5 separate regions of the Mus musculus genome follow, and regions 2, 3, 4 and 5 are each linked to region 1. The links are chromatin loops, found by intact Hi-C in ENCODE. Cell type or tissue: left cerebral cortex. All regions are shown on one strand. Region 1 overlaps Rims1 (regulating synaptic membrane exocytosis 1). Region 2 has its middle 4.3 kb from the start of Mir30c-2. Region 3 has its middle 42 kb from the start of Ppp1r14bl. Region 4 has its middle 17 kb from the start of Gm30442. Region 5 overlaps Rims1 (regulating synaptic membrane exocytosis 1).

What was found. Peaks named below come from ENCODE experiments on the same cell type or tissue, not always from the same donor. Only the 100,000 strongest peaks of a DNase experiment are listed, where the experiment ranks them.
Region 2: a loop joins it to region 1, with 5 times the contacts of the local background. A loop is called at or near these places in 13 of 42 quality-filtered maps.
Region 3: it touches region 1 in a loop (5-fold over the local background); 18 of 42 quality-filtered maps call a loop at or near these places.
Region 4: it touches region 1 in a loop (12-fold over the local background); 20 of 42 quality-filtered maps call a loop at or near these places.
Region 5: it touches region 1 in a loop (3.0-fold over the local background); 5 of 42 quality-filtered maps call a loop at or near these places.

What each region holds. Positions count from the first base shown.
Region 1 is chr1:22,602,371-22,607,370 of GRCm38, forward strand. All of the region lies in intron 3 of Rims1 (regulating synaptic membrane exocytosis 1), which reads right to left. Among named protein-coding and RNA genes, the nearest start is that of Rims1, 200 kb to the right of the region's middle. In left cerebral cortex, a CTCF peak has its summit at 2,152 (motif pointing right); DNase peaks (open chromatin) are centred at 2,253 and 2,528; H3K27ac peaks cover 561 bases.
Region 2 is chr1:23,284,870-23,289,869 of GRCm38, forward strand. No RefSeq gene overlaps it. Among named protein-coding and RNA genes, the nearest start is that of Mir30c-2, 4.3 kb to the right of the region's middle. In left cerebral cortex, a CTCF peak has its summit at 2,098 (motif pointing left); a DNase peak (open chromatin) is centred at 2,066.
Region 3 is chr1:23,057,943-23,062,942 of GRCm38, forward strand. No RefSeq gene overlaps it. Among named protein-coding and RNA genes, the nearest start is that of Ppp1r14bl, 42 kb to the right of the region's middle. In left cerebral cortex, CTCF peaks have their summits at 1,882 and 4,253 (motif pointing left); DNase peaks (open chromatin) are centred at 709, 1,899, 2,257 and 4,242.
Region 4 is chr1:23,138,369-23,143,368 of GRCm38, forward strand. No RefSeq gene overlaps it. Among named protein-coding and RNA genes, the nearest start is that of Gm30442, 17 kb to the left of the region's middle. In left cerebral cortex, a CTCF peak has its summit at 2,348 (motif pointing left); DNase peaks (open chromatin) are centred at 423 and 2,373.
Region 5 is chr1:22,797,931-22,802,930 of GRCm38, forward strand. All of the region lies in intron 1 of Rims1 (regulating synaptic membrane exocytosis 1), which reads right to left. Among named protein-coding and RNA genes, the nearest start is that of Rims1, 5.7 kb to the right of the region's middle. In left cerebral cortex, no CTCF peak of the experiment used is centred here; DNase peaks (open chromatin) are centred at 2,469 and 2,871; H3K4me3 peaks cover 234 bases.

The DNA of each region.
Region 1 (5,000 bases):
CTTCCATGGGTGTTTTCTTCCCAATTCTAAGAAGGGGCAAAGTGTTCACACTTTGGTCTTCGTTCTTCTTGAGTTTCATGTATTTTACAAATTGTATCTTATATCTTGGGTATTCTAAGTTTCTTGGGCTAATATCCACTTATCAGTGAGTACATATCATGTGAGTTCTTTTGTGATTGGGTTACCTCACTCAGGATGATGCCCTCCAGGTCCATCCATTTGCCTAGGAATTTCATTAATTTATTCTTTTTAATAGCTGAGTAGTAGCCATTGTGTAAATGTACCACATTTTCTGTACCCATTCCTCTGTTGAGGGGCATCTGGGTTCTTTCCAGCTTCTGGCTATTATAAATAAGGTTGCTATGTCACTATCCCTCTATATAATATCAGTGTGTTATTGCAGTAGCTGTGAATTCAATTCAAGGACTCCATGATTCTGTGATGGTGAGGTCCGTTCAGTGAGCAATGGTACATACTATAGCAAGGCTGTCAACAGTTGATACGACTGCAGTTCAGAGAAAGCTTTGGAATTAGCACAGGTTCTTATGAACCCACTTCTCTGTTACATTGTGTGTCCTCCTCTTTCTCAGAGTAGACACAGGCTAGAACACATCTCCATCTTTTTCATGCCTTGCCTTTACAAAGTCTAGGCACACACAGGTGGATTAGGTAAGAGGAGGAAAGGGCTACTTCTCCACGTCCAGGTGGCAGAGTTTGAAGGAAACTGACATCTTGTTCCAAGATAAAGGGAGGAATGGAACCTAGCAGAGTTTGCATGTGGCATTCAAAGAGACTGCAGTGGAATGGCGGGTGAACACAATAGGTATGGCCTCTGATTCTTTCTCAATCACAGGGGAAAACGCACAGAGAGACATTACTGTGTATTCCTTTACCATATTGATAAATGGACAGCATCAAGATACGATAAAGTTAAAGATATAGAAATTAAAGACAAGAGAAATCTTCTAGGACCCTTACACTAATTAAGAGCTCCTAAAAACAAAACAAAACAAAACAAAACAAAACAACAACAACAAAACATGTCAGATGCCCAACAGGTGAGGCATGGCAACAATCAGAAGACAATGCCTTACTTGAGTAGTAGTTTTGGAGATGTGCTATTTTTATAATGTTAACATCATATTTTTTGTTGAAAGTAAGTCAAGTTTTTTTTTTCAAGGAGTTTATAGTCTATTTAGAAAATGTACTATCTGTGATATATGTGCTAACAGGATTTCATTTCATTAACATAATCAAAAACTATATTTTAACAAAAAAGTCTGAACACTGCTGTTATGAAAATAACTATAAAATTCAAATGCTGTGTATGAATGCATATATGTACTATGTGTGAATAATATCTGATCCTTCTTTCTAACCCCACATGCGTGGATTTAAACGTGTAGTTTGAAATATTTAAAAATTCTGAAATTCACCCATGATGTTATTAAGTAATATTCACTCATGTATTTCTTTTCCAGTTCTGGAGGTCCAACAGGGTTTTGTGTATGTGAGACAATTAATTACATCAATTCCTGGATAATTTCCTTTTAAGTTACTATAGTTCAAAAATTATTTTTCTTCCTGTATCTAAAACCATGATTTGTCTGTTGGGATCCACCCCATAATCAGCATCCAAACGCTGACACCATTGCATACACTAGCAAGATTTTATCGAAAGGACCCAGATGTAGCAGTCTCTTGTGAGACTATGCCGGGGCCTAGCAAACACAGAAGTGGATGCTCACAGACAGCTAATGGATGGATCACAGGGCTCCCAATGGAGGAGCTAGAGAAAGTACCCAAGGAGCTAAAGGAATCTGCAACCCTATAGGCGGAACAACATAATGAACTAACCAGTATCCCGGAGCTCTTGTCTCTAGCTGCATATGTATCAAAAGATGGCCTAGTCGGCCATCACTGCAAAGTGAGGACCATTGGACTTGCAAACTTTATATGCCCCAGTACAGGGGAACGCCAGGGCCAAAAAGGGGGAGTGGGTGGGTAGGGGAGTGGGGGTGGGTGGGTATGGGGGACTTTTGGTATAGCATTGGAAATGTAAATGAGCTAAATACCTAATTAAAAATGGGAAAAAAAAATATAAATAGTGCTTAATGCAAGTGTCCAGCAGGTGGCAGTGCTGGCTTTTATTTTTACATTTCCTTCTCAGTTATTTAAATTATTTTTCTTAAAAACATCTAATGTGTTAAAGAAAATTTGTACAGCCAGCAGGGGTGTCACTTACCAGGATAAAAAAAATGTGCGTTTAGAGGTGACTGGAAAAGAACAAGAGATATTTATAAAAATCTTGCAATTCCTGCTCCTTTAAAGATTTTCATTCTATGTACAATTAATACTAATCCATATGTACGCAAACACACGCGCGCGCACACACACACACGCACACACGCAAGTGTACTCATGCACATATATATGATATATAATGGGTTTCGTTGTATATGTTCTACGGTCCATGTGTTATCATTTTGAGGCTTCTTCTTCCACTTAGCACTGTTAAAATGCTGTTCGGCCAATCAGCGTCCCACAGCGCTCTGAAAGCACGGTAAGAAAGCACGGTAAGAGGACACTTAGGGAGAGCCAGAGCCTAACGGGTGATTAGCTATTAGTGTTTTATTGTCTGTTGCTTTAGCCAAGCATTTATTTTTAATTCCGTTTTCAATTTACCATAGGAGGCCACTCCTGTGGAACCACTAAATGGAGCTATCTCAGGACATGGAGCCTGGATTGCAAGCCTTTAAAGTTTGGATCCTCTCACTTTCCCTAGGATTTGTGCTCCAGAATATAGTGAGGCTTGTCAGTTCTCCATGATAGTTCTTCAAAACACTACTTCTGGTTATGGCACAATGTCAACTGCAGATGTAATAGAGCGCTACAACTGAAAACCGGCCACAAGAAGGTGAACCCCTTAAAAACTTTGATAAACAGGTTTTCTGATTTTCAGTACAACTCAAGAGAAGATAACCGAGTTAAATGAGGAGAAACCATCCCACGAGGAATGTATAAGGAATAAGTTTTGAATATAAATGGTTAAATGTTAATAAACTAATCATAATCGGAGAGCTGGAGAGATGGCTGGGTGTTTGAGAGTGGTTACTGCTCTTACAGAGGATCCAGCAATACTGTACAACAGTTCACAAGTACCTGTAATTGTAGTTTCAAGTGATCTGATGTCCCATTCTAGAACAAGGTAAGCATGCGATGCACTTATATATATATTCAGCTAAAAAACACACATATCCTTAATAATAGTAAATGCACTGGTGGCAGCTTCTGTATTATATACATATCAAATGACAGGCAAGCTCCAGGTGTTGGCACCTCAGTCAATGACGGTGATCAAGACCAAGTGTTAAGTAAACCATTCATGTCTACATGCATGGCCCAGCACAAAATCAATCGTGTCTTTGCTGACGTCTTGACCAATTTTACCAAGCTCACTATGTTGTAGGAAGAAGGCAAATGAATGAGCCACTGACGCAATGGAATTTTTGAAAAAGAACACATCTAACTTTTGGATCTATGTCTGAGGCTGGCCTGCTTGGCCAAATGTATATCAAATCTACCTTATCTATTTCTTAGCTTAATGAACATAAAGACTTATTTAAACCTATTTTAAAATTTCTCCATATATGGGCTTCAATAATAAGAGTGATCAGGCAGAATCGCTGGGAAGTTAATTGAGAGAATCAATGTTAAGTGTGGAGTGCGATGTCCAGGACAAGGGAGAGCTCAGCACATATGAGCTATTTTATGCACGCACATGGATAATACATCAGGGAAGAAAGCACTCTGCTTTTAAGTTTCTGAATACACTAAGCTAATAACTTTGGGAGGCAGCTATGACTGGTAGAGTTTCTTGGGATATGAGTATCAGTATGAGCCGCTTGAATTACTGATCAATAGACCACTAGTAAGGTCGGAGGGGACTTTTCTTCAGGGAAAAGTCAGTCTGAAAGAGAAGCCCATGGGATGAAATTCTCTTGATGAAAGCCTGGGAGATTCAGCCACTGCAAGAAATCACATGCATTTCCTGAAAACTTTCCTAGTATATATATATATATATATATATATGTGTGTGTGTGTGTGTGTGTGTGTGTGTGTGTATGTATGTATATATATATATATATATATATATATATATAGTGTTTATTGCTTCTTCATAATTTCTGAAGAAGAAGAGGAAGAGAAGGGAGAGGAGGAAGAGGAACAAGAATAAAAGTATAGAGATCTAGTTTTTTAAAAGTATTATCAATTGGTTAATTTGGACTTAAAAATACAAAGTACTTCCATCACAATTGCTCCATGTACTGCTAATTTAATCGATGGTTGTGTCCAAGAGATGATCAATACAAAGTGTAAGGCAACCAGTTCGTGGCTGTATCTTCTATGAGGAAAGCACAAGACAAACCTTGCCTTCTAAAAAAATCCATACTGATCAACAATATTTAGAAAACTGCTAATATATCAAACACTTGCTGCCTTTACTTTTAGTAAATTTACACACTTTGAGTTCATCCTTCTTCTTAGAGAGCTGAACAAATTTGTTCACTTTTTCTTCTTTTCCAGAACGAAAACCCTGTGGCTACATGAACCTTTCGGGGATATTTGGAGAAGTAATAGCTACTTTTCTTTTTATACTTGCCCAGGATAATTGTTTTAAAATAGGAGTGGTCTTGCAAAGCTCTCTATGTTGCTTTGATTCTCAGGAGCCACAGAGTAAAATACAAACTGTGGTGGTTTTATTTGCAGGGTGTCTGATGAACTTGCTTTCCAAGACACCCTTTTCTCCTGGTCAAGTTCCTATTTGCATATGCCAGCTGCCCAGCTCTTGTTCAGTTACCTATAACATTCTAAGCTGGTCTGCTCGGAGGTTCTGGCTTACCTTGTTATTCTTTAGTGGAGAAAGCTGGAGCTATCTTATTCTGAGCATAGAAAGAAAAATGTATTACCTCTGTCTTACTCCAAGGATGTGAGTACAT
Region 2 (5,000 bases), 680 kb after region 1:
TATGACGAAAAAAACATTCCTCACTAAGACAGTGCCCAAAGTATGCCAGTGCTCGGTTGTTGTATAAGCTTAGCACAGTTCTCTTCCCTTAGCTCCCCTAGGTTCTGTTTTTCATCAGAAGAAAACACTGTCATGTTAATATACAATAGCCACAAAAATCCTGCCCTAGCCTACTGCCCTTGGTGCTGTGCTGAGAGATCACTGTCAGATTTCCTAAAATGCAAGGTGGCCTCTGTTCTGTTTTCATCAAATATAGTAGGTTACCCGAGAAATATTTGCATTGCTGCTGCTGCTTTTAAAACAACTGCTTACTGGGTAGCAGCAAACACCTTATGTTTATCTCTTCAAAAAGAATACTTACTTATCATAGAACTCAGCATCATGAGGCTGTGAGATCTCAGTCCTTCTTTGTCATAAAAAGTTACATTGAGAAATAAGAAAAAATCCACAAAGGAAGCATGCTTTACCACACTACTGTTCAAACATAAATGTTTTAGGTTTTTACCTATGTCCTTTCTGTACCTATGTCCTTTCAGTACTGGTCCATTTTTGTAGCCCTGAAATTGTATTATATTGAAAGTAACAGTATATTTAAGCAGTGTCATAAATAGGTATCATATAAACAACTTAAGTGAATCTATTATATTGACACTAGATATTATGTCAAATTACTCTTGAAATTGCATTTATTTTGATTAATATTATGTTGAGTTTTTTCTATCACTTTGCTATCCTGATAAGTTATCTTAAAAATATTAATGAGTCAAAAGTAGAGGTTTTTTTGTTGTTGTTGTTGTTATTGTTGTTTGGTTGCTTAAGCATAACAGATTTGTGAGCCATGCCGGATTGTGTGTGTGTGTGTGTTTGTGTGTAAAAATATTAGCTACAAAATGCTAACTCAAAATGTTTATTGATCTCAGTTTTGGTCACTACAAAACCTAATGATCTTTGCATTTTGTTATTTGACTTCATATAGCTCTAGCAGCAAGCATTCTTGACTTGACAATGACCTGTTTTAATACTGATTGACAGCAGTTTATAAAGACATTGCATGATCTCCTAAGAGGTACACACAATGGCTACACATGTAGAAGATTATACAATCTAATGCAGCAAATAAGGTTTGATTGTTACTCACTATGACCTTAAAATTTAAAAGCCAGTACAGTGCAGTGATAGTTGTTTTGTCATTCACAAGTTGATAAGAGCTAACTGGGTATAATGGAAAAAGAAGCTGAATAGATTAAAGCTTAAACAAAAGAAAATATAGCAGCCATGAATCAGAGGAACCATATAGGTTGAGTCTAGCTTTATACAGTCACATTCATACTTTTGGGTTAGACTTGCTCTACGTAGTGGTGTTGTTGAGTTTAGGTCTGTGACTTTGGTATTTGTTTGCATTTCTTTAGCCTTTCTTTTTTCTGCTCTTTATGTAATTATTATTACTCTTGCGGGGGGTAAGGGAGTAGGCATGCCTGCTACACATGTGTGTGAGACTTTATGAAATGGGTTCTTGCTCCCTTCATCTTTCCATGAGATCCAAGGATTAGACTGAGGTCATACGGATTGCACAAGAAACACTTTCCTGGGCCCTCTTTCCAGCTCTGCCCCCTTTTAAATCTTAGATAACTTTTAGCATAGCATTTTAATTCTGTTGCCTTTTTTAATGCTGTATTTCCTGGCATTTTTATAATATTCACTAAAGTTATTATAATATGCTTCTTTAATTTGTTATAATCAGTTTAAGATCATTATTAATGTAACACGGATTAAACGAGTACTGAATGATCACTTGGGCGCCTTCACTTTGAATCTGTCTCCAAGAAGCATCGCCATAGTGTGACCCCTCAGGCTTGCCTACTAAAAGTCAAAACTGAACATACAAATTGAACAGCTCTTGACCTCCAAAGAAGATTTAATCATTTATAGCATCTACTCCTGTTTACTGTGCAGTTCTTTAAGCTGAGGTTTGCATATTCTTTCCTGGTTAGATTAGGCAGCCACTGTGTGGCAGTGTCAGCCACCAACACTGCAAACTGTGCTTGAGCTCACTCCTGCAACGTGAAACTCCCATTTCTGCCCCGTCGGGCAGAGAAGCAGTAGTGCTTTGGGTTCTAGTGACACCTGCTGGTACTTTGTCTTTTTTATTTTCTCTAGACTACTTTTTGAGAAAGAATCATTTAATCCATTAGGATGTCATAAAAGGCCTCCTTTTTCTGTGACTATTAAGCTTTGCTATGGTTGCTAGAAGCAGCAACAAACGCTTGGACTTTACATTTGGCTTAAGAGAAAGATCTGTCCTCTTCCTACAGGAAGGATTAGACCAAAAGAATGAAGACATTGTTGAGTGGTAAATTTAGAATGTTTGTATAATAGTATCACAGAAAGTGCTTATAAGGATAGGTACTCTAAGAGAACATGCCTGGGGCATCATAGGATGTTACTATGTTATTTAATCATTTTATAACACCTGAGGTACTCAAAGGCTAGTTTAGCAGTTTTACTCCATTTCTGGTGATGTTACAGTTTCAGATGAATGCTGAATGATGAGAGAATTCCAGTCACAGAGCACTGATGTAATTTTTATACTTGTATAAATATTGCAGGAATAGATTCTCTTTTTAAAAATTAGTACTGACAACAAGGTTAAAAATCTTTGAGCCAGGCGTGGTGGCGCACACCTTTAATCCCAGCACTCGGGAGGCAGAGGCAGGCGGATTTCTGAGTTCAAGGCCAGCCTGATCTACAAAGTGAGTTCCAGAACAACCAGGGCTACACAGAGAAACCCTGTCTCAAAAAAAAAAAAAAAAAAAAAAAAACTTCTTTGTTACTCAGCCCCTCCTTTGTCCTTTCTCTGGTCACATTACAGCTTTCACTTTCCTGTGCTTTCCAGGTAACCATTCCCAAAGCACCTGCACATAGTTGGTTGATGGATTATAGACTTGAAACAAAATAGCTAGTATTTATCAAAGCTACTGTTTGTTATACTGAAGCCTTCACTGAAGAGACAGAATAGTTTCAGCATCCTAAGTCATGCCATTAGCCATTTGCTATTCTATCAGAGCAACAGTTCTTTCTAAAGTTGTTCCAGTAGCAACTATAGTAAATGCACAAGATTTACCTAAAACATTGATAGGACTACAATTTTCCAATTAAATTAAAAAACAGTGATTAAGTTTTATAGTTGTCTAATAAGTGTTCCAATTTGGCAACACTGATCAAAATACCTTCTGTTTGGCTACTGCCATACCCCCCTGTCCCTATGGCCATAGTCAGAACTAGCTAACTTTTCAACATAAAAATCCACATTTGTTTATTGTGACTAACAATGTCAAAGTGACCTGTGTTTACAGTTCATGTGGAAAGAGGATTAAAATTGGGTGTGACAATTTTATTTGAACATTTTCCATTTACACCATTGAAAAAATACATATATCATCATTCAAACCTTAGGGTTTCATAATGTTTGATTATTTTTTGGATGTGTTTGTTTTTAACTTGAGATTTCCCACTTAAAACAGCAATAGTATTTTTTAAATATAAGATTCAATTATATTAAATTCATGTGTTTTTTCTTCTACGAACAATAGCTTAAGTAAAACAAGCATAGAAGAGAAGGTGGTGGGAATGAAGATCCCAACGTTTAAGGAAAATGTAATCAGATATATTACATGAGGATAGTGGCCTCCTGACTTTAATCTGTTCACAGAGTTTCCCAGAAGATTGTCTATTCTGTACACTATAGAATTTGCTATGTCTTGGTTTAAACAGTATGATTTCAGTTATACCAAGAATCTAGACAGAAAATCCCATCAAGCAGTTCTGGATGGGAGAAGGGAACCTTTTCTTTGAGATGAACTTAAGAAGTTAATGAAACAGTGGACTTTTTCTTTTTTTTTTTTTTTTTTTGAACAAAGAATATTTTCATTAAGCTAGAGAACTCTTGCGTGAGATAAAGCTCCACATTTTGTGAGGATAGTGTTTTACTGACTCCACAAGAACATATTGCTGGTTATGCACATATTGTAACAATGCAGTGAGGTACTGAAACTGCAGTTAGCATCCAGGGAAGAGCAACACAATAGAATAGGAAAGGTGAAGTTGTGATACATGAAAGTTACTGTTAGGTTTTGTTGTGACTTCTTCATAGTTCCTTAGAAATTCCCATGTAATTCATTGTTCCTCACAGATTTATTTACTACATTGTAGATATTTGGATTTGGGGGTTATAACTAGGGGCTAATGATCCCCTACTCTTAGAAAATAAAATGTATGTAGTATGCATGGCTGGTGTATGCCAAGCCACACATGAGGAGGCCAGAGCACAGCTTAGTAGAGTTGGTTCTCTCCTTCCATTTTGGTTGGGAGTTATACCCAGGTTTTCAGGTTTGGCAGCAAGCACTTTTGTATGCCTTAAACCATGCTGCCAGACCATGTGCTCTTCTACATGGATGGGCAAGATGAAAGTGACATGAAAAGTTATAGGCAACTTAGCCTAAATGAAGTATATGCAAAGGAGAGGGCAGAAGGTGCAGTAACCGGGAGATAATCAGAAAATAGGAGGTATCTGATGCAAAGACGTCACTACCTGCCTAGATGAAGGATTCTTCAGGAATTAGAAATGCTCATGGCTAAGTCCTGGTATACAAGATAAGTCAAGCTTCAAAGGGTTAACCATGGTTGTCTCTGTATTGTTTATAATTACTTTAATTCTGGTACATTTGGGGTTTTTTAAATGAGGATTAGGAAAGACTAGTATATATCTTGAAATGTTAGATGTAGTGTGTTCTAGGGATTTTAAAAATCAGGTAATGGCCAAAAAAAATGATTTTATGGGGGGGAGACAGTATGCCAGGTTTATAGCTTAAAAACCTCAATCTAGTTGTTGGCACAGGGTAGGGTGGAGGAAAGTGGTGAGGTGATTTAAATACAGAGCCTTACCAACTGCCACTGGGCTCAGATACACACTTCGGGGGCTTTATTATTATTATTATTATTAT
Region 3 (5,000 bases), 460 kb after region 1:
GAGAGACTCATTAAAACCAGCAAAATATTGATACTTATCCTAAGGGCAGTGGCACATTATCAAAGTAGTTATTTATGATTGTGGACAAAACACAGAGTGACTTGAATGCTGGGGACTAATTCAGAGCTAACTTCACTGGCCCAGGGAGAGGAATTGCTAGTGTAGGCTATGGTGGTAGTTGTCAATATGGGACAGACAATGTTGCTGTATAAAATAGAGAGGAAAATGCAGAAGATAAATTAATAATGCCTAACTATTTCTCCTAAAAACACAGGAGAAAAATAGACATTTCAGTCTGAAATGTGTGGAACTAGTAAGGTAAAGATACGGAGAGAGAAGCAGAAGGGGAGAGGAAGGTACTAAGATCAGTTCTGTGGACAAAAGAGACTTGTTCACAATGCGTACTTAATGCATTTGTGTGAAGCTCACAAACAAGGTTTGATGTTGTTCTAGTTTGGTTTCTGTGGTGACTAAAACCACAACCCAGAGCCACTTAGGGAGGAAGGTGTTATTGGCTTGCATTTTCAGGTTAAGGTCCACGATTTCAGGGAAGTCAAGGCAGGAGCAGAAGCAGCTTGTCCCATCACATCCACAGTCAAGAGCAGAAAGAAATGCACCATCTGCCATGCCCGTGTGCTTGCTGCTTAAGCTCAGCTAAGAAGCTAGAGGAACTCTGCTTCTCAGTCCTGCATTCAGGACCCAGCCAACCAGATAGTGCCTCCCACAGGCAAGATGGGCATTCCCATCGCAAGTGCCAGTCATGCTGATCTCACACAGACATACCCACAGCACCTTATTTAGATAATTCCTCACTTGAGGCTTTCCTGTCAGGTGGAATGTTGACAAAACTAGGTAGTGTCAACACTCTACCTGTGGACAGTTCAAGGAAGTAAAGAGTTTAGCAACGTAAGTGGTCCATTAGTTCAAACCAGATCTAGAGTCTTAATGTTGCTTGTAAGACTAGTGTGAATAACAGAGTGAGGACTAAAGAGAACCCCAGTAACACTAACCCATAGGGCAGACAAGCCAGGAATAGCATGTGGCCTGATACTAAACTCTCATTTCCCTATCACAATGGAATGATTCCAAGCTATGACACAGGAACAAAGGCTCCTTTCAGCAAACGTCCTCATCTTCAGGGAAAAAGACAGAGAAACTTTGCAAACAAGCACTCAGCCCTACCTGTGATTTTAACTGGCAGGAATCAAAAATAGCGCCCATAACTTCAGGGGCTGGATACAATTGGAATAGTTACCCTGGGAAGAAGAGGTCAAGCCAGAAAACTGGTAAGAACCAAGATACACCTGCCGGGCCAACAAGCACCTAGCAGGAACAGAGAGGAAACTTCTAGAATGGTTTTTAGAAGTGGTATCCAACTTGAGTATTACTGGACAATCAGAGGGTGTTCTGGGCTTCAAGAACGGTAAGCAAAGCCCTCAGCCGGCCATTCATAGACCAAGCATCATGAAGGAGATGCAGATGCAAGGTGTAACATAGGCAGACATGAGGAAGACAGCTATGCTGTTCCAAATATGGAGACCAACTCATTTTATTCATTTATATGTCTTCTTTTTTTTTTTTTTGGTTTTTCGAGACAGGGTTTCTCTGTATAGTTCTGGCTATCCTGGAACTCACTTTGTAGACCAGGCTGGCCTCAAACTCAGAAATCCACCTGCCTCTGCCTCCTGAGCGCTGGGATTAAAGGCGTGTGCCACCACCGGCCGGCCATGTCAAATGATATCCCCCTTCTGTTTCCCCTCCACAAAATCCCCATCCCACTCCCCCTTTACCCCTCTCCTTTGCCTCTATGAGGGTGCCCCTCCATCCACTCACCTGCTCCTGCCTCACCACTCTACATCCCCCTCTGCTGGAGCATCAAATCTCTACAGGACCAAGGGCCTCCTCTCCCATTGATGTAGATAAGGCCATCTTCTGCTACATAGGAGGATGCCAGCTTCTTAAAGCGCTTCGCCTTAAGCAAGTTTCCAGGGAAGTCAGCAATCAGCCTCAAAGATTGATTAGGATACTCTGTGAGAGCAAAACAGGAAAACTATGCCTTACAGTTTAAGATCTCTGTTTGCAGTCAAGGAAACATTCCTGTTTGCCCTGTTTTGTTTGACTCGTCTATCTATATGGGGTGCGCTTGATCACAAGCAAGAAAGAGGGACGATGCGGGCAGGAGGGATGTGGGCAAGAAATATGTCAGGTGTACACTTGTCTCTGATTGGATCTAATGGTAATGTGGCGAAATGTGGGTTTTACTTTTTTAAGGCCCTCCAAAATGTGACTCATGGCCGTTTTCTGGGATCTCGGAGGTGGATCTGGCCACAGTCCATCCTCTTGGCTAGTATTTAAATCAAGAGTGCTTCAAATTTGGCTTAAAATTGAGGTAGTGATCTTATTCTCGACCGGTAGGATTAGCAACACATGATCTAATTTTTAAAGTAATTCATTTGCTCATTTATTTTTCTTTGAGGCTGTTTATTACATTATGCTACATGTAATGAACAGACCATACTCACACATGAAATACATAGAAACACTGCCCACAAACTCTAGTACAGTTTATTCACCTGCTTATTTCAGCTTTTAATTCGTCACTTCCTTAGGTTTTTTTTTTCTTAATCTTTTATGAGGACATTGGCTAACACTTTGAAATCTTAGGAAACATTGCTACCATTTTTGTAGTAGAAGTCTATAAAAACTATCACCTTGCTAACATGAATTTCTATTAATTTTTAAAAGTGCTTCATAAATAGTTTTTTTTTCTTTTAATGAACCACTTGAAAAGGATGCATCAGGACAGTGCTCCTTGTGCCTCGGGACAGTGCTCCTTGTGCCTCGGGACAGTGCTCCTTGTGCCTCGGGACAGTGCTCCTTGTGCATCGGGACAGTGCTCCTTGTGCATCAGGACAGTGTTCCTTGTGCCTCGGGACAGTGCTCCTTGTGCATCGGGACAGTGCTCCTTGTGCATCGGGACAGTGCTCCTTGTGCATCGGGACAGTGCTCCTTGTGCATCGGGACAGTGCTCCTTGTGCATCGGGACAGTGCTCCTTGTGCCTCGGGACAGTGCTCCTTGTGCCTCGGGACAGTGCTCCTTGTGCATCGGGACAGTGCTCCTTGTGCCTCGGGACAGTGTTCCTTGTGCCTCGGGACAGTGCTCCTTGTGCATCGGGACAGTGCTCCTTGTGCCTCGGGACAGTGTTCCTTGTGCCTCGGGACAGTGCTCCTTGTGCATTGGGACAGTGCTCCTTGTGCATTGGGACAGTGCTCCTTGTGCATCTGGACAGTGCTCCTTGTGCATTGGGACAGTGCTCCTTGTGCCTCGGGACAGTGCTCCTTGTCTCATTCAGAAGCAGCAATAACAAACGGTGAGCTGAAGCACTATTAAGGTAATTGGAAATACTATTATTCCAGAGAATTTTGAATTTAAATTGTCAGTTCACTGAACATGTTACTGGAATACCTGCCAATCTCTCTCCAATGCTGGCAAAAAGCAGTGGTAAGAATAATTCCAGATGAATTGATTTGAGAAGCAGAATATTCTGAAGTCACCATGTATCTAGTATGTACTATGACTTTATTTTTGAGTTGTTTGTCTCAACTATTCCTAAAGACTGAATTAATTATAATTTTATCTAGATATTTATTAATAAAATCATCAGCCATCGTATGTATTTTCTTTTGTGTAGCTGTGGGGTTATCAAAATTTGGACTTTATTATTCATGTTTTCAAAATAGAAAGTTAAAACGTTTCGATTCTAGAGGAATTAGTAAAAGATTATCAAATGCAAGTTATGAAAAATCCTGAGCAGATGGGTGGTAGTAGCGCAGAGTCTCTGTGAGTTCAGGGTTCTACAGAGCAAATTCTAGAGCAGCCAGAGATACACAGAGAAACCCGGACTCAAAAAATCCAGCCCTGGGGAGGGGGGTTGTGGGAAGAAGCAGGGAAAAACAACTTTTAAAATAAATAAAATGGAAGAATTTTTCATTAGGGCAACAATTTATCAAGGCAAAAAGAATTCCAGACAACCATGCCTGCCAGAATCTCCATCATCCTGTTAGCGTTTTCACATCAAGTGAGAAGGCACATTCCTGAACCACAGGCACGGACACAGGCAGGAACACTGTGCATTCTCACACTACAACTATGACATCATACTTTGGGAAACGAAAAAGTTCAGCAATAGTTCTGTATACTCTGGTGTGACTTGTAAAGTCACTGCCAAAGACGAAAGAGCGCCACCTAGTGAACCTCTTGAAGAATCTTTCCTACCAGTTGCTCATTGGCGACCAAGGCATGCGCTCATGCGCCTCTCAAACCACTGAGGCTAATGCTGCAGTGAAGGAAACCAGCCTTTACAAGGTGCTGTGCACTTCTATCTGTATCCTGTGTCGAGAATGTCCATGCGCCTTTGCATCTGCTAATATTCTGTCCATGCTTCAAGGCACAATTTAAAATTCTGTCTCCTCACTAGGACTCCCCCACTGTTCTTTCTCCCAGTCAGTTACTGCCGGTGGATTTTGTGCATTGTCTGTTAGCTCCTTTTCTCATATGCAAGCGTGTTATAGTCAAATGTCTGTGTGCCCCATTCACCTGTATTTTAAGGGCAGAATACGCTTATGATAAACACTCAGTTTTGTTGCAAGGATTAAAGAATTAATCTTTAGAGGCCATTTTTCTTCTGTATTACTATTAGCCTCTACTCTGCTAAGGAACCCAGACTCTACAATATGTTCAGGAAGTATCAGAGATATTATATAGTACTCCTATAATATCTTCAACTTGCTGGCTAAAAGAAAATGTTTGTACATTGTGAACTTCTTTATTCTTGGTGATAATTTATAAACAACCATTCTCAAAATAACAACCTTTTCATTACTTTATAAATCTGAAAACTTAATAAGTAAGTGTATTGACGTTAAGAGAGACATTAGAGAGAGTCAACCAGAAAGGGAGCACTGATTGGCACAGAGAAGCCTTTATCACGGATGTTCCC
Region 4 (5,000 bases), 540 kb after region 1:
TTTTTAATTTTATTTCTTTATTAATCATTTTACTCATTTACATTTCAAATGATATCCCCCTTCCTTGTTACCCCTCCACAAACCCCTCAACCCCATCATCTGCTTCCTTCTCCCCTTCCCCCTTTGCCTCTATGAATGTGCTCCTCTGCCCATTTACCCACTCCCACCTCACCCTCTAGCATGCCCCTAAACTGGAGCAGCAAGCCTCCCTCCCCTCCCATTGATGTTATATAAGGCCATCCTCTGCTACGTGTGTATCTCCTAACTCAAAACATACATGAAATCTAGGGCACAGTGAAAAGACCAAACCTAAGAATAGTAAGTATAGAAAAGAGCGAAGATTTTTCCATATTTCTTAAAGACTAAGGCTTTCCTTCAGGAAGCCTCTCTGAGCCAGCTCACATACTCCCTTCATGTATGCCGTTGCTGGGGTATCACACTGCCAGCACCCCTCCCTGAACCATATTGTACAATCTGATTTTATCCTTAAGAAGCTGTAGTGGACAGACAGACTCCTAGTTTGTGCTTCCATTCCTACGTCATTGTGAAGGATCCCTGCCAGTGAAGAGCCAAGCTCTGCAAGCCACTTAGTGAGCAAGTGTCCTGAAAGTGATAGTACTCGCCATGCCTCCCCAGAAGACTTAGCAAGAAGACATGGAAGCATTCCCATCTCCTACTTCCTATCTCCCCTGAATTACTCTCTGTTGTTTAATGGTACTCAAGTACCTCCTGCAAAAAAATAGCCTGCGATTGGATAGCGTCCCTAAGAACTTGTCACAATGATATCCGGGAGATGGAGAGGAGGAGAAGACACTGAGAATGGAATACAGAGAGTTTAGGAAAGGCAGTGTTGACTAAGAACTTGGTTTCACTCTGGAGTCAAATATTCTCAGCCACTGGCTTTACTTCTGCTTCTTCTTTGTCTTTTTTTTTTCTTTCTTTCTCATTCTTTCTCATGCCCCAATTTCACACTCATAGAATGGGCTCCCTAAATGGAATTTATATTCCATTAACTCAATCAATGCACAATTCTATTTAGATATAATCCTAGCAACCGCAAGCCTCTATTTTTATATTATAATTGATAGTCACCTAGGAACTGCATGCTGCTTCAAAACTCTGCCCATTAAGCTCAGACATCAAACACTCGACTTCTCCCATTGTTACCTACAGCTTCCCTTCTGGCCTCTCTCTTATCCATGAAATCATTTTGTCAAATCCATTATCACACTACAGGCTTAGACTAATTGTGTGAATTCTACTCCCTGGCATTCCACGCTCTGAAAGGTTGCTGAGCTCCTCAGCACCTGGCCACCATCACTCACAGTCTTCTGAAGATGGTGCCTCAGTCTTGTTTTAAACTAACCACTTCCTGCTACTCTGTGGGTATGTCTTCTTTCAGCATCAATAGCCCTTTCACCAGTAACACCATGTTTAGATTGTAAATCAGTGTTCATGTGACCAGAGTATGTGGATAGAACATGAAATACATACTCAGATGCATATACAACATATAAAGGTGCATGCACATGCACACACATGTGCATATACATGGGGATGCGTGCACAAATCAACTTTTGGAAGACATATTGATTATTTTAAAAGGTGGGAAGTAAAAACAGAGGCATAACTGAAGGCAATATAAGATAGATACATGCATGCACTACATGCATGTATGTACTATATATGTGGGCCTTCTTTCTTCTATGTAGTAAAAGTTGTCCTGAATATCACATGTTTAAAAGTTGTATTTGACTGAATTACAGTTTTTATGCATTCAGATGTTTGCAAGTAACTTTAGCATTTGTGAAAACTTCAAGGTCTGCTTGGTGGAGGTTAACCTCAGACCTTAATGAAGCCTCAGACTCTCTTCTCAGGAACATAAATTCACAGTCTCTCAATAGTGCTCAACATTTCTCTGTCCAGTAAGGTTTTCAAAACAGATACCATTCAAAAGGTTTTTGAACCTCATCTTGATGTCTCAATACTTCTTATTCCTAAATTAAATTCTTTTATATAACAACACCATCAACCTCTCTGATTATGAAAGATGGAATGCCAAACAATGCTTTCTAGGTGGCACAATGACATTTGAATGGCACCAACACAACATTCCCAGCCTGTGTTATAACATTCCACTTCAGGTCATCTTAAATAATGCCTTCAGTTTACACCTAAGAAATTTAGATTATTCACTGTAGGAAATGTTGGAAAAAGCTTTCAATTGATGAGAATATATTCCATTTATAAGCTCTAATTCTGTAATCCTTCACCAGTCTTAGAATCAAATATAAAACTCCTGGATTAGTAGACAATGGAAAAATGTGAAAACTATTAGTATCCTTATTTCTCAAATAATACTGGCTCCATCTGGTGGCCAAAGTAATAATTCCCAGTCCCATCTATCCGTCTATGAAGAAGAAGAAGAAGAAGAAGGAGGAGGAGGAGGAGGAGGAGGAGGAGGAGGAGGAGGAGGAGGAGGAGGAGGAGGAGGAGGAGGAAGAAGAAGAAGAAGAAGAAGAAGAAGAAGAAGAAGAAGAAGAAGAAGAAGAAGAAGAAGAAGAAGAAGAAGAAACCTTCTTTAATAGAAAGAAATAAAATGCCCAGGTAGATACACATATTGAAGAATTTATAGAACTTATATTTAGTACTGAGAACATTAACATTTCTACTTACAATGAGCCTTTTCATGGAGAATATAAATAATAACTTGGTTTTATATTACAATTTAAGAAGAGGCAAAACTATAATGTAAGAAACGTAACCTAAACCTCTATTTTATTTTATGAGAATGAGTAGTCATTTCAAAACATATTTAATATATCTCTTATTGAAAACAGCCAAAAATCCATTACTATTTTAATCAATGTATTGTAATTAGAGTAAGCCTATTGCCAATTAACATGTAAAGCACGCCATAAGCTACTTAGTAATTCAAGAATCCCGTGGGATCAATATTTCATTATCATTGCTTCTCTGAAGGAAGGAACCGTGATGCACGAGTGGACTATTCTTAAAGGGAGCAAAGCCCACTTTTCTTTTATTTTTATAAAAACTTATTTATTTTTTTATTCTTTAATCCTTTTTTACAGTCCAGACTTTAGTCCCCTCCCAGTCTGCCCCTACCCCAACCATTCCCCATCCCATAGCTCCCCCCACCCATCTCCAAGAGGATGTCCTCAACCCTCCACCCCCACCCCATCAGGCTTCCCTAGGTGCATCTACTCTCACTGAGGCCTGACCATGTGTCCTCTGCTGTATATGTGCCGAGGCCTCGTATCAGCTGGTGTATGTTGCCTGGTTTGGGGTTCAGTGTCTGAGAGATCTCGGGGGTTGAGACTGCTGGTCTTCCTGTGAGGTCACGCTCCTCCTCAGCTTCTTCCAGCCTTTCCCTAATTCAATCTCGGGGGTCCCCAGCTTCTGTCCATTGGTTGGGTGCTAGTATCTGCATCTGACTCTTTCAGCTGTTTGTTGGGACTCTCAGAGGGCAGCCATGCTAGGCTCCTGTCTGAAAGCACACCCCAGCTTCAGTAATGGTGTCAGGGGTCTGGACCTCCCCTTGAGTTGGATTCCCATTTGGACCTGTCGTTGGACCTCCTTTCTCTCATGCTCTTTTCCATTTTGTCCCCACAGTTCCTTCAGACAGGAACAATCTTGGGTCAGAGCATCCCTCCACTTGATGTCCTGTGCCTCCACTGGAGGTAAACTCTACAAGTTCCCCATCTTCAGAGGCAGGGAGACCCTCTAAAATGTACCAGAAACCTGGCAAGTGAGAAACTCTCAGGACTCAAAGGGAGGGACCTTGGATGAAGTACCCACTTTTGCTTTTCTATGCATTAGCTCTTAGCTGTTTTTTGTTTTGTTTTGTTTTGTTTGGTTTGGTTTGGTTTGGAAACAGAAGTTTCAAGCTGAACCCTTTGTGTTGTGTCTGTCTGTCTCCATCTTCCCTCAACCTCAGCACAGGGGTTAATGACACAGGAGCCATGTGAGGCATATATGAGGAGATTCACACTAGGTCTGCATGCTTGCCCAGTGAACTCGGCAAACCCAAGTCAACCTCTTGAATTGTAACAGGTAAAATAACTCTTGGATTGCTTCTAATGACTGAAACTTATTCATACTTCTGAAATTCACTCTATAATAATAATAATAATATAAATATTTATAAATAAATAATATAAATCATTTACTTTCTTCCCTTATAGCTAGCTGATCCAGTGATGTTTACAACAGCAGGGCATAGCCCATCACCTACGAAATGGAGCTATATGTTTATTGCTACCCAAAGAGAAAACTCAAAACTAAATAAATAAACAAGCCATGGCAATGAACAAGGTGATTGCACGCACAGCACCAAAGTAAACTTATGCGATGCAATCATAAACATATGAGATGTGATCATAAACATGCGATGCTTTTATCCTATCACATGTAGAGTGAGTCTCAGTTCCAAGTTCACCTTGTTTTGTTGTTTTGTTTTGTTTTGTTTTTTTTTGTTGTTTTGTTTTGCTGTGTGAAAATGGACCTAGGACTTTTTTTTTTTTTAAATTAGTGTACTGGCTAGTTTTGTGTCAACTTGACACAGCTGGAGTTATCACAGAAAAAGGAGCTTCAGTTGAGGAAATGCCTCCATGAGACCCAGCTGTAAGGCATTTTCTCAATTAGTGGTCAAGGGGGAAAGGCCCCTTGTGGGTGGGACCATCTCTGGGCTGGTAGTCTTGGTTCTATAAGAGAGCAGGCTGAGCAAGCCAGAGCAAGCAAGCCAGTAAGAAACATTCCTCCATGGCCTCTGCATCAGTTCCTGCTTCCTGACCTGCTTGAGTTCCAGTCCTGACTTCCTTTGGTGATGAACAGCAATGTGGAAGTGTAAGCTGAATAAACCCTTTCCTCCCCAACTTGCTTCTTGGTCATGATGTTTGTGCAGGAATAGAAACCCTGACTAAGACAATTAGTTATTTTACTATTTTACATTTCAAAGGTTATTCTCCTTATCAATTTCC
Region 5 (5,000 bases), 200 kb after region 1:
CAAAGGGATTATCAAAATATTACTTTCTAAAATCTATTTAAATGAATTTGCATACCAGGGATATGGTCTCTAAACTGTAGTCTGTTTTGCATTGATAGTCCTGTGTGCAGTTTAATTGACAACTATTATTTAAAAACGATTGAAACTTTGGATGCAGCCTTCCCATAAAAAAGCACCCACTGAGATCGTATGAAATGCAATGTCTTGTTTTCAGCAAACCATTACTATTGGCCAAACAGTGGTTTCCAAGATTCCTTGTTTGCATTGCTTAGTGTTCTAACAAATTTTAAAACTTTTAATTGCTTGCTTTTTAGTGGTTTGATACAAATAAGTTGAGGCAGGGGGAAAAACCAACTTATAAAGAGGAAAAGGCACTCTAATTTGTTGTCTTAAGTAGATACTTAAAATTGACAGTATAAAACACTGTCCATAGCAAAGAAATAGTATAAAAAGGCAAATCAGCAGTTAAGACACTTTCCTTTTAAGCAGTTTTCTCTCATGTAAGTATAGGGAGATTTCACATAATAGCAACAGAAATAGGAAAGCCCCAAGCCACTTCTGTAGTATAACCCCTTGCTGTCAGCTATTTGACCAAAAGAAACACATATAAACCTGATATGAGAATATGAGACTATACCTGCAGAAACCACTGGGCATTTAGTACAGAAATTTTAAAAAGTTATATGCACGTGTTACACCATGCAACAGAAAGCTAAACAGATAAAACTAGTTAATAATTAGCCCCCCCATTCAATGGTAAAAATGAGCCATTTATTATACTCCATGACAGAGAAGTTAACACTTTTGTGTTTTAGTATAAGAAAACTACCTTGAGCCAATTTCTCTTCTCCACTTGAATTGTGCTTGCCTTGTTGTTATCTCAAACTTTACCATTTCCCCATCATGTTTTTGTTATAACAAACATTGATAACCCAGTTAATGAGAAATAAAAACATAATTTCAGATCAGACCATGTGATGATTTTAACTTTGAATTCCTTGCCAGATTCCCAACTTAGTGTGACTACAATCCTAATCACAGCCCTCACTGTGAGACTGTGAGTGGGGCCTATTCCAACAAGATCTCCTCCCCACATGCCCAACATCACCCTCAAAAATCACAAGAAGGGGCTCGGCCTTATTTCAGAGCATAAAGGCAATAAGAGAAGTTTCCTTGGGTATGGTAATTTGAAATTTAAAGATGTTTCTGTTTTACCATGTTAAATGACCATAAGATACAAGAACAGGCCTAACAAGTCTCACTGTGTACAGCAAGCCAAGAAACCAAATGGAATGACTTGGTAATGTTTATCCCTATAGAAAATGGTAGCATTAAGACCAATACTTGGTAGGTCATGGTGGTACATGTCCTTTAATGACAGTATTCAGGAGGCAGAGGTAGGTGGGTCTTAGAGTTGGAGCCTCGTCTATAGGGCATCCAGGGCTACACAGAGAAGCTCTGCATTAAAAACAAACAAACAAACACACTAAAAACCCAAAACCTCATTCAGTATTATACAGAGCAAGTCACTGGTCAACCTTTCAGACTGTGGATGTTTTTAAGTGGTTGGAACCACACGTGCAACAAGCTATACGAAGAATGGTGTCTCTATTCTACTCGCATACTCCGTTGCCTGACCAAATTTTAACACCTGAACTTTTAATGCCTGGCCTTCTTGTTGAATCGACTATCATACAGTTCTATGAGTAGAAGTATCCTGCCTGGGAAAATTCAGAATAACGTGGCTGACAGAGACTTGCAGTCAAGGAGAAAGTAGCAGAATGATACCGTGTTAGGGAGACTTGTATGCAAAAGACCAAGTAGGCCAGGAGAACAGAAGTTAGAGAGGAGAGGCATGTGCTCAGACAAGCATAGGGGATCCTACCAGCCATATGCACTGCTGTTGCTGCTTGGGAGGTCACTGGATTCTCAGACCAAATGCTGTGAGCAAGGGGCCAAGGGGCCAAGTTTCTAAAGGCTCCACTAATGTTAGGAAACAAATCAACAAACAGAATGGAGCGCATGTCAAGAGCTGAGCAAATGATTCATGGTATTTGTAAGCATCCAGCAAAATGTCGGATAGATATAAAGGAAACAGTACATGCTAGCCTCCTATCCCCAACAGATGAACAAAACAGCCCACAAAACCCATAACCACACTTATATTATGGACTTTAATAAACAGCGAAGACTGGAATCACCAGGTAGGAGTCTGAGGTTCTATTATTCTTGTTGCTTGTGCCTCAGGGAAATTTTCTCCAACCCTCTAGACCAGATCTAGAACATGCAGTCTGATCTCAGAAGATCCAGTGTTCAAAGTTGTTTAAAAACAGAACATAGACCATTAAGGTAAATGAAATTCAACACAATGGCACTTATAATCCACGCAGAACAAGCTCATCCATATGCTTCTTATAGACGTGGGAGAATAGAGTGGTTTAGGAATTCACACCGAGAGCTTTCTAGGAGGTTTTTGGACTGATTTACAGGAGTCAGCCTTCCTGTTGAACAAGTTGAACAAATAACCTTCAGGAGAGGTTGTGTTTCTATTACTCAGGTTGGCAGCAGCCCAAGGATCACACCCATTTGCAAAGCATAGCGAACCTCAAATATGGTAATGTAAATACATAAACGGTAGTGTCTTATTGAGAAAGCATACACACAAGTTAAAAATACATCACTTTGGGACAACCAAAAAAACAATGGCTTTGTACCTTCCCATTATTTCTGACACCACTGTGTTTTCTTCACTTTTTAAAAAATCTTCTCTTTTCTATATTTTCTCCCATGAATGTTTGAGAACTTCCACAGTGTGTCTGTACATTTGTTAAGACAGGTTTTTTTGAGAGTGAGATTCCTACACAGCACAGGGTTAGCTTTCTCTGAGTCAAAGCCCACTTACTACCAGTGTGGAGCGGGACTAAAGGCAGCAAGTGTGCTCTCTCCTACAGTCTCTTCTGCCCAATAGGACATCTTGAATTCAAAGACCCTGTTTACATCTCAGCCACTATCTCTCTTCACTATCCACCTTTCCCCCTTTTCTTCTCATCCATCCTTGCTTGAACAATAGTGTAGCACATACCTGGCCTAACGTGTGGGCCAATAGAAATACACCTACATTACAATCACCTCCTCCTTAAGTCTCCCTAGTTCATTCTTTTTCTGCTTGGCAAACTGTTGCTTCTGGAAAACAAGCCCTTTCAACACATTTCGAAGTACAACATGATATGTGTGCACACAGAGGAAAACTAAAGTAATAGAGACTTCTACTTCATCTTTTCTCCCCAAGCAGGTTATATTGACAGATGTTTGAAAACCAAGGCCACAGTACCACCCCCCAGCAAAAAGGCAGAGATGCCCAAAGTTGTCTTTGTAACCAAGTCACATCTTGAGGGGCAGAATATGGAATGAGTAAGAAACCCTACAAAATCTAAGAATTTTGTAACCCATGTTCATACAGGAAGTGGAAGAAATCAAATATAAAAAGATGCCCAGTTGCAAATGTCTTTGCATTGTACTAATACAGTTTTCATTATCTTTAAATTGAAGGACATTCCCTTCCCCTCAATCCACAGGAAGGTTCTGTGCACCACCAGAAGTGAACTCAGCCCTGCTCCATTACGACCAGCAGCTGATTTTCTCTGTTAGCTTAATCTGTCAAACCACTTGATTGAGTTGAAAGAGAGACCAGAAACTCATGTAAGGAAAGGATAAATGTTAGAAGTTTCTTCTTGGTTGAGAGAAAGTGTAGTGCTTGGGGAAGTGGCTGCATTTGTTGTGAAAGTCTGGGTTGAAGCCTTGTTGAGCCATGGATGTGACTCAATGTAGAGTATCCCTGAAACCCTCAGGATAGACTAACGACTTGAGACTTGCCACACCTGCCAAATCTTCTGCACAGGATACTGAGTGGATTCAAGCACACAGTCTAAGTCAACACATTTCACCCAGCCAATTTTTTTTTTCTAATTGTAAACAATGTTACTTAAAATTAGTAGTTTTTTTTCCAAAACTAATGTGACCATGAGGATAAAATACTTACAACTTCATGTAATATTTTTAAATTCCTGTAACCAATTAAAGTAACTACTGGACTGCAGTAAATATTCAATAAGTGTTAGCCAATTTTAGTAACCATTTCAATATGGATTGTTAATTCCCATCATTGAGCCATCCCCTCAATCTCTGCTTACTGTTTTCCCTTTCTCTTCTCTTCCTATTCTGGAACTCTTTTCTCTTTGAAGCTTTTATTTAAGAAACAGAATAAGATTTGTACCTCTAATGAGATCTTCCCTGATTTAGGGCTCAGATAACAAGTTTTCTGTCTTTGTAATATATTGACCCATGATGCCTGGTGACAGGTACTTGAAGGAACATTCATTGAAAAAGTGGAGTTTCAAAAAAGTTCCAGGACACACTACACACACACACACACACACACACACAACCAAAAATTAAGACCCATTTTACAAACAGTTACGTCAATCATAAAATATAATTCTTGAGAGCCATTTTTTTCTAATTATAAACAATATTACTTAAAATTAGTAGATTTTTACAAAACTAATGTGACCATGAGGATAAAATACTCCCAACTTCATGTAACATTTTTAAATTCTTGAACTGGAAGTAAAATGATTTTTCCCTATTTAAACCTATTTAATGTCATTATCGAATTTAGATTTCAGCAGTAACTTGAAGTCAAGGCTAACTATACAAATATATTCTGATTTGTATTTGTTAGACGGTACTACATATAATATCCATCTACTTTTTCATTCTCTCTATGAATGTTTGCTGTTCTATCTTGTGGAGAAGAATTCACACACAGTAGGCAGTGCAAGGCAAAGGTATTGCATTTATCACAAAAACATATTTTAAATCCAATTTCTCTGTCCCCAGTACTTCAGTTTGGTTTGGGTCTTTTGTAAAAGAAATTTCTCAGATATGTGATATGATGGATCAAGTATTACCACAAAAACTTTTCTTTTAAGCAAAGGCCT